Linked DNA regions of Homo sapiens: region 2 is linked to region 1. Evidence: read pairs that join two places in POLR2A ChIA-PET (ENCODE). Cell type or tissue: PC-9. All regions are shown on one strand.

Region 1 (5,000 bases):
AACACCTAGCAAGACCCTTCTCAATTGTAGAGAAATATGTATTCTAGGTTCTGACATGGGACTAGAAGCTCAAGACACATTATGTTAAGCTCCAACGGCTGTTAATACTTTGTCATGATAATATTTTAAGTTAGATTTGTAATTTATTTCATCCCTACAAGCATTAAAACTGTCACTGCCAACCCAGCACTTTGGGACGCCGAGGCGGGCAGATCATGAGGTCAGGAGATCGAGACCATCCTGGCTAACACGGTGAAACCCCGTCTCTACTAAAAATACAAAAAATTAGCCGGGCGTGGTGGCGGGCGCCTGTAGCCCCAGCTACTCGGGAGGCTGAGGCAGGAGAAAGGCGTGAACCCAGGAGGCAGAGTTTGCAGTGAGCCGAGATCGCGCCACTGCAGTCCAGCCTGGGCAACAGTGTGAGACTCCGTCTCAAAAAAACACAAAAAGCAAAAAACAAAAAACTGTCACTGCCAAAGAAGCTCCTTGCTTTAGAAGGCCCAACACTCCAATCGAAGGAATGGGAGAAAAACCTTTTTTTTTTTTTTTTTTTTTTTTTTTTGAGACAGAGTCTCATTCTGTTGTGCAGTAGCTGGGATTACAAGTATGCACCATCACGCCCAGCTAATTTTTGTATTTTTAGTAGAGACAGTGTTTCACCATGTTGGCCAGGCTGGTCTCAAACTCCTGACCTCAAGTGATCCACCCACCCTGGCCTCCCAAAGTCCTGGGATACAGGCATGAGCCACCACGCCTGGCCCATAAAAAAAATGTATAACTTTATTACCAATTATACATCCTGAATTTATGAATGAACTATACGGTTTATATTCATTACTTCTGGCCTCTACTTTCAACAATGTCAGGCTCATATTATCACTGATGCCTATAAGTATACAATAAATGATAAGTATGTTAATTATGAAACTAAGAATATGCTGCTATTATTCTGATAATCAATTAAACCATGTATATTAAAAGCAGAGATCACCTGATGAAAATGAGTTGATTACAGTAAACAATAAATTTAATTTTTAAGTGCTTTCTCAAGGAAGTTTTGCTAAATTCTAAAATTGAAAACCATAAAATTACCTAACATCAAGAATGTTAAAATGCGCATTACAGAATTAATATTTATTTCTGGGATTGAGCATCTTTTATATTCTTTTATTTCTACCTTTGTTACTTTATTTTCTGCAATAAGCAGAAACATTAAGGTAAAATTCCATAACATAACCTTAAGGTATCCAATTGTGTAAATGTTTGTGATAACTTTAGGCAATATTTTTCTTGCAGAGACTAGAACGACAGGTCCTTTACCTCCCAGGAACCTCCAGTCTAGGGGTCACTGTCACCTACACAAAAATTAAGAAAAAGTGGCTGCTTTGTATAATATGGTACTCTTGAGCTCTCTGCAAAGAAACCACAGGATAACCTAGATTGCTCCAACAACGTACCCTTCTAAAGGCACACTAGGAAACAGCAAAATTAGGTCACTCCAGGAACTTGAAGTTGGTGGATCAAAGACATTTCTCAGAGAAGATTCTCTATAAGAAATCGTGAATGCATACACATATCCTTGCTATGTGAGATACTACCATTAACAACTATTATCAGAACCTTAATCCATGTGGATAAATTCTTTGATAGCACCGTTTGGAGAAAAGGTAACTCTCACTGTCCAAGCTCTTACTACTTGTTACATGATCTCCAGGTCTCAAATGTATTAGAAAAACATAATATCCCTCACAATCTCAGCTCAGAAACCAGACACAGGTAGCAAGGATGTAATCTGTATATCGAATTATTAGTATGAGGACTGAAACAGGTTCTGGATAAATCTATCCAGGAAAGTGAAAAGATGTTAAGTTATTCAAGCAGCCAATAAAAAAAAAAATGCAATTCCCAAAAGTAAACGAGGAGTTTTAAAACCAAAATCCAAAAAGTAGTAATATACAAATGCCTTAGAGTTTTCCTATACTACTCCAAAAATAGTTAAATCTATTAATCAAAATCCAGTGTCAACAGCATTATCTCTTTTTGGAAACAAAATCTGATTAACAAATAAAATAAGGTAAAGTACAATAGAAGGATAGGAAAGCAATCAATGATTAATGTTGTGTTGATTAAACCATTGAGAAATTGTTAAAGAGGAGAAAAAGGAAACTTCTTGTAGCATAGAAAATAGCTCTAGGCCAGACATAGTGGCTCATGCCTGTAATCCCAACACTTTGGGAGGCCAAGGTGAGAGGATCACATGAGCTCAGGAGTTTGTGACCATCTTGGACAATATAGTGAGCCCTTGTCTCTAAGAAAATGTAAAATTTAGCCACACATGGTAGCATACACCTATAGTCCCAGTTACTTGGGTGGCTGAGGTGAGAGGATCACCTGAGCCCAGGAGGTCAAGGTTGCATTGAGCCATGATTGTACCACAACACTCCAGTCTAGGCAACAGAGTAAAACGCTGTCTCCAAAAAAAAAAAAAAAAAAAAAAAAAAGAAAATAGCCTGAGCTCGATACTATCAGATTAAGGAGTAATCATCACAGAATCACATATGAAAAACTGACATAAGAGTTAAGATTCTATATGACAAGAAAAAACAGATTCTCACAGTGTGGTTCAAGGACTTTGGGGTTTCCTGAGACCTTTTTCGGAGTCTCCGAGGTAGAAACTATTTTCATAATAATAGCAACACTATTTATCTGCTCTTTTCACTGTGTTGACATTTGTACTAATTGCAAAAGCAAAGGAAAGCAAAGGTGGGTAAAATTGATGGCACCTTAGTACTAATCAAGGAAGCAACATATATTAGTCACTGTATTCCTCACAACCACACACCAGCAGAAACAAACAAGGCAAATGGTTTCACTTAATAATGTCCTTGATAAAACAATAAATACTGTGTTAACTCTCAAGTACATGTCTTTCTAATATCTGTGACAAAATGGAAGATATACATAAATATGGCTACAACTGAAGTTCAATGGTTTTCTGAAGGAAAAGCATTTGTGTATCTGAGTTGTGAGCTAAACACGCTCCAAGCTCCTTTTTCATAGAACCCCACATTTTTTTTTTTTTTTTGAGACAGTCTCGCTCTGTCGCCCAGGCTGGAGTGCAGCAGCACGATCTCGGCTTACTGCAAGCTTCACCTCCCAGAGAACACCACTTTTTAAAAGAACAAATATGGCTAACTCAGACTTAGGTATTTGATAGAGATGTTTTCAAACATGAACAAGGTGAGCTTGTCACTTCAAGGAAAACTGAGAGCATTTATCGCCAATGATAAACGTTATGATTTCAAGTGGGAACTAGAATTCTGGAAAATTCACATCTACTACTGTGAACTTGATAGTTTACCAAGGCCTAAGTAATTTTTCTGATGAGATGATATTTATATTAATGAGCATGATTTAATGACAGTGTTCAATAAAACGTCAACATTTGGAAGACATAATTCAGGGAACCAATATTTACAAGCGGTAAATGCATGTTACAAAACTATACATACAAGACCCAAGTTAATTAACCTGGTTTCAGACCTACATTAAACATTACAACTAATCTTTAGGAAACTACAACTTATGTAGAGTTTTGGTATTGTATGGTATCAAAAAGAGAATATACACAATTATCTAAAAAGACTTTAAAAATATTCTTTTTATGTGAGGCTCGGTTTTCTTCATATACTTATTATTTTGAGAGAGGATCTCATTCTGTCACCTAGGATGGAATGCAGTGGCATGAAAATAGCTCACTGCAGCACTGACCTCCTGAGTTCAGGCTTCCACCTCAGCCTCCCAAGTGGCTGGGATTACACGAGCGTGCCTCAGCGCCTGGCTAATTTCTTCTTGAGACAGTCTCACTCTGTCACCCAGGCTGGTCTTGAACTCCTGAGCTCAAGTGATCCACCTGCCTCGGCCTCCCAAAGGGCAGGGATTACAGGCATAAGCTACTGCATCAGGCCCTTCATAGATTTTAAACAAAACAATACATTGCAAAAGACTGAATGCGGCCAGGCACGGTAGCTCACGCCTGTAATCCCAGCACTCTGGGAGGCCGAGGCGGTCAGATCACCTGAGGTCAGGAGTTCGAGACCAGCCTGGCCAACATGGCAAAACCCCGTCTCTATTAAAAAGACAAAAATTAGCCAGGTATGGTGGCACACGCCTATAATCCCAGCTACTGTAGAGACTGAGGCAGAAGAATTGCTTGAACCTGGGAGACAGTGGTTGCAGTGAGCAGAGATTGTGCCACTGCACTCTAGCCTGGGCAACAGAGTGAGAATCTGTCTCAAAACAACAGTAACAACAACAGTAACAACAACAACAACACAAAAAGACTGAATGCAGAAGCAAATGGTAATCAAGCTGTTTTCTCTTAAGCCAGACATTAAACAGATGTACAAAAACATAAAATGCCACTCTTTCATTCTTTTGAAAAGTTATTTTTCCTAGAAAATATTATTTTTAACATTTTAAAATAAAAATTTTTCAGTTCTAATGTCAAATACAGTGAAGATCAAAATAACTCATATTAAAAAAAGCTCTTGGGGTCCTCACTAATTTTTTAAGAGGGCAACAGTATCCTGAAACCAATAAATTGGAAAACCACTGAGAAAAAGATAAATATAAAAATATCTGTCATAACAACCTAGTAAATTGCTTCTGAGGAAATAGTGATCACCTTGCCTCACACTAAATCCTTAAAAAGTACAAGTATAGCTATAGTAAAAGTTAGAAAATAAGAAGTATTTTGTCTTTAAACAAGCCAATTTAAAACACCAAAAATCATCATACCCCTTGCGTTTGTAGTTGTATAACAAAAGTTTACACTTTAACTGCTGTTTATCTGTCCTCGTGCAGCTAATGGTAATAAGGACCAAGGGCGGACGAAAACGAAGTCCTAGAGCTATTTTCTGGTTTTGATTAATGCCATCTCCCATCAGAGATGGCATTCCCCTGAACTCCTAGGCCTGCTAGATCTCTCACACTTCCTT
Region 2 (5,000 bases), 380 kb before region 1:
GTATAATTGGAAAGAACAGGTGTGAATTACACAGGGAAAGTAAAACTCCAGAGGAATTAAAGAAAATAAACTCAATGGAAGAAGAGGCCAGAAGCCCAACTGTCAGGTGTAGAGGGAGAAAACTTACCAGCGTATTTTGTAGTGTTAGATTCATCCATGGACCAAAAGCAATAATCAAAGGCAAATACCTGAATGAAAGAACAAAATATTAAACTTAAAGATTAATTAACTTCTTATGAGTAAATCAGACTAAAATAAATCACAGGTGAAGATGAGAAGGATGGCCACTACTGTCTGACTGAAAAAAATCACTATAGGTTTGGTGCTTTTGTTAACCATAAAATTTCTTATTTTCCTCTTTTTTGGGGGACAGGGTCATCCAGGCTGGAGTGCAGTTGAACTATCACAGCTCACTGAAGCCTCAAACTCCTGGGCTCAAGGGATCCTCCTGCTTCAGCCTCCTGAGTAGCTAGGACCACCAGTGCATGCCACCATATCGAGCAATTAAAAAAAAAATTGTTGCAGACAGGAGGTCTTGCCCTATTGCTCAGGCTGGTCTCGAACTCCTGGCCTCAAGTAATCCTCTCTCTTCTGCCTCCCAAAATGTACTGGGATTATAGGTGTGAGCCATCGCGCCTGGCCCTATGATATTTCTTTTAGACTAAATATATGGTTAGCTTTCTGTATTAGAATAAGTTGTATATGAAAATTACTATTTATCTAGAATTCAAATAACCAGACATTTTAACGAGATATTTTTTTCCACAATACATCTGATGAGAAAACACAAAAAACAAAAACAATATCTTCTCTCGCAAGTCCATGGTTTCAGCAACCATGGAACCTTCCAGGTCGATCTCCCTCAGCTTCTCAATACTCAACTTTCATATAAAGCAGTTCCTTCTCCTAGCTTTCCATGATATCATCTGTAGCATACTGAAGTTCAAAACTCTCCATATTCCCATCCTGCACTCCTTTCCCCTTCTGTCTCTGCAGGCAATCTCCAGCAAAGCATGTTTTTGTTTTTGTTTTTGTTTTTTGGTGGTGGTGGGGGGGGTTCTTACTGTATTTTTAATATACAATTCCTCGAAAAGTAAAGATGTGAAGCAACTTTACATGTTTAGCAATTTTACATGTTTAGTATTTGGCATGTCTTTTACATGTAAAAGTATCTCTTCATATTTTTTAAATTTTAATTTTTTTTGAGTTGGAGTCTCGCTTTGTTGCCCAGGCTGGAGTGCAGTGGTGCGATCTCGGCTCACCGCAACCTCTGCCTCCCGGGCTCAAGTAATTCTCCTGCCTTCAGCCTCCTGGGTAGCTGGGACTACAGGTGCTCGCCACCATGCCTGGCTAATTTCATGTTTTATCTTTTTTTATTTTTCTATAAGTTATTGGGGTACAGGTGGTATTTGGTTACATGAGTTAGTTCTTTAGTGGTGATTTGTGAGATTTTGGTGCACCCATCACCTGAGCAGTGTACACTGCATCATATTTGTAGTCTTTTATCCCTCGCCCCTCTCCCACTCTTCCCCTCAAATCCCCAAACTCCCCTGTATCATTCTTATGCCTTTCTGTCCTCATAGCTTAGCTCCCACATATCAGTGAGGACATACAACGTTTGGTTTTCCATTCCTGAATTACTTCATTTAGAACAATAGTCTCCAATCTCATGCAGGTCGCTGCAAATGCCGTTAATTCATTCCTTTTTATGGCTAAGTAGTATTCCACCACACACACACACACGCACACGCACGCACACACACACACACACACACAGCATGGTTCCTTTATCCACTTGTTGACTGATGGACATTTGGGTTGGTTCCACGATTTTGCGATTGTGAACTGTGCCACTATAAACATGCATGTGCAAGTATCTTTTTCGTATAATGACTTATTTTCCTCTGGATAGATACCCAGGAGTGGGATTGTTGGATCAGATGGTAGTTCTACTTTTAGTTCTTTAAGGAATCTCCACACTGTTTTCCATAGTGGTTGTACTAGTTTACATTTCCACTAGCAATGTAAAAGTGTTCCCTGTTGACCGCATCCACACCAACATCTACTGGTATGAAATCATTAATTCACTTTTACATGAATTAACTTTCTGTATAGCTACTGAATGCCTACTATATACCGGGAATGGCTGGTGCTTCTTGGTGCTTCCCCTGTAAGGACTCCCATCAAACTGCTGTTTTTTCTTTTCCTTTTTTTTTTTTTTTTGAGACAGAGTCTCACTCTGTCACCCAGGCTGCAGTGCAGTGGCATGATCTCAGCTCACTGCAGCCTCTGCCTCCTGGGTTCAAGCAATTCTCCTGCCTCAGCCTCCCAAGTAGCTGGGACTACAGGCACGCACCACTATGCCCAGCTAATTTTTGTATTTTTAGTAGAGACGAGGTCTCACCATGTTGGCCAGGGTGGACTCAAACTCCTGACCTCAAATGATCTGCCTGCCTCAGCCTCCCAAAGTGCTGAGATTACAGGCGTGAGCCACCATGCCTGGCCCTAACTGCTGTTTTTCATGCCCATTACCACCACTTGTGTTCCAGCTGTTATTATCAAATGTGTAGAGCAATGTTCCCCAAAGTGTGTTCTAAGGAACCAGAGTTTCATGAGCTACTCCATGAAAAAAGACCAAATCATGTTGGAAGTGGTGCACGTTTTATCCTATTTGAGATTCTCAATGAAATTCTCAATATTAAAGGCTCTAAAAAGTCTTCCAGAGACTTTTCAGAAATGAAGTCCAGGAAAGAAGCCTATTTGATTGTTTAACATTTTATTTCCCCAATTCATTTTGGTGAGGAGACCCTTTTTGGACTAACACTTATTAACATGCCTTGGAACTACTACTTCTCAGCATATCCCTTAGCAAATGCAGCCCAGGTGACTCAGCAGCTACCTTCCTGGGCTCACTGCTATTGCCCTTTATCTCTTGCAGTCCAAACAGCAAATTACAAACCTCCCATGGGCAGGATCCTTTAATGCTTAATCACTTCCAAGAGATCTTAAGCACTGAGCATACAGAACCCATGCTCTTTGGCCTGGCATTTGAGACTAGCCACAATAGGCCCTCCCAGCCTATTAACCCCAAATTCCTCATGCTCCAGTGGAACTTGTCCTTACCTCAGAATTACTAAGTATAATTTCATCTCTGTCCTTGTTCTCTCCTTCATTTCCACCCTTCAAAATACGTCATACCCCTTAAGGCCCAGTTCGATACATTTTTCCTCCCAGAAGCATTCTTGGTTAAATCCAAAGGAATCATCTTTTCTTTCTCTGAAACCTTACAACACTGTTTAGTCCTTTTTTATGGCTCCTATCTCAATTATTTTATTTTTCATTTATCATGTATATGATCTGTGTGTGTGAGACAGCATTCATTCATTCATTCATTCATTCATTCATTCAGAGACAGGGTCTCCCTCTGTTGCCCAGACTGGAGTGCACTGGCACTATCATGGCTCACTGCAGCCTCAATCAGCTCAATTGATCCTACCTCCTCAGCCTCCTGAGTAGCTGGGACTACAGGCACATGCCACCATGCCCAACTAATTTTTGTGTTTTTTGTAGAGATGGGACTTCGCCATGTTGCCCAGACTGGTATCAAACTCTTGGGTTCAAGCAATCCTCCCACCTTGGCTTCCCAAAGTGCTGGGATTACAGGCATGAGCCACTGTGCCCGGCCTGTATATATGTTTCATCTCCACTTGTAGACTAAGTTCCCTGAAAGCAGGATCCATATCGAATTCATCTTTGAAGCCTGCAATGTTTATAGTAGTCACTTTATAATTACTTATTGATGTACTTAATGGCATTAAGATCTCGCAGGGAAACAGGCATTTTTTTACATTATAAAAGACTAGTAAGTTATACGCAATGTTCTCTCTCTCTTGCCAAAAAAAAAAAAAAAAAAAGACTAAGTTATGTTCTGAATAGTTTCAGCACTATATATACTTTATTTTAATGTTTTTAAAACTGATTTAGGTATATATGATGTACTCAACTTACATCATCAACCCGAGATCCAAATTCAATTTTGTTACTTAAACAAACATTCACTCTGGTTTTATAATAACCAAGTTTCAAATGAACAGTTATGAAACAATAGTTTCAGCCAAGAGAATGTGGAATATTTACTGCATTCAAGGGCTCTTCCAATGACTCTAGAGACCGACCACACAGGCGTAATCCAGTTAATCTTCCTGCCTCTGGGTAGGACTGAACTTCAACACTTCTAAGAGATGATGATCTATCTTGTTTTTAAACATCTCCAGAAAAGGAGATTCCACAAACTCCCTTTAATGGCATCTTATAATACTTAACTTTTATTTCCAGGACATTTCCCTTTTCTTTTGACCTAAGTCAACTCTCCTTACTTTAAACAGCCAATAGAGGCTATTTTCCTTTCTTTTCTTTTCTTTTTGTTTTTTTTGAAGTATCTTTACCGCTCTCCTTCTTATATCCCGGGCACTGTGCCCAAGCTTGATCCATGGTGAATTTCAGTGACATGCGTCATCCTAAATATTAAGAAAAAAAAAATCCTCCCACCAAGAACCTTTGGTTTTCAACCTCATTCTGTGCTGCTTTCAATAACTTCTGGTTTCTGCACTAAAAAAATTTGCAGTCAGTATTTACTGAGCATGACTACAAATCAGGCCTAGTAGTAGCCATCTAATTCATTAATTCACTTATCCATTCACAAATATTTATTGAGTACCTATTGTGTGCTAAGCGCTAGAATTATAGCAGTCAAAAAACATGCAAAGACTCGTGGAGCTCATGAGTATCCTATTACTTGCATTATCTGTAGTAATACTTATATTATTCATGTCCCTTATGAAGCTCCCAGTGAGGTGAAGGGAGAGAAGCAATATGCAAGCAACCAATAAACACATATGACGCCAGGAGGTAATCAGTGACACAAAAATGTAACAGCAAGGGGGCACTGGAAAAAACTGGAGCAGGTCCTATGAAAGCCTGTGGAAAAGCATGACAGCCAG

Evidence for each region. Peaks named below come from ENCODE experiments on the same cell type or tissue, not always from the same donor. Only the 100,000 strongest peaks of a DNase experiment are listed, where the experiment ranks them.
Region 2: POLR2A ChIA-PET joins it to region 1 with 11 read pairs; 2 of 35 experiments call an interaction of 5 or more read pairs at or near these places.

The regions. Positions count from the first base shown.
Region 1 is chr6:18,250,035-18,255,034 of GRCh38, forward strand. The region is part of intron 6 of DEK (DEK proto-oncogene); the gene reads right to left. Among named protein-coding and RNA genes, the nearest start is that of DEK, 12 kb to the right of the region's middle. In PC-9, no CTCF peak of the experiment used is centred here; no DNase peak of the experiment used is centred here.
Region 2 is chr6:17,873,250-17,878,249 of GRCh38, forward strand. It overlaps KIF13A (kinesin family member 13A), which reads right to left. Exons shown (of 39, transcript NM_022113.6): 4 at 128-188. Among named protein-coding and RNA genes, the nearest start is that of KIF13A, 110 kb to the right of the region's middle. In PC-9, no CTCF peak of the experiment used is centred here; DNase peaks (open chromatin) are centred at 3,012, 4,142 and 4,552; H3K27ac peaks cover 3,088 bases.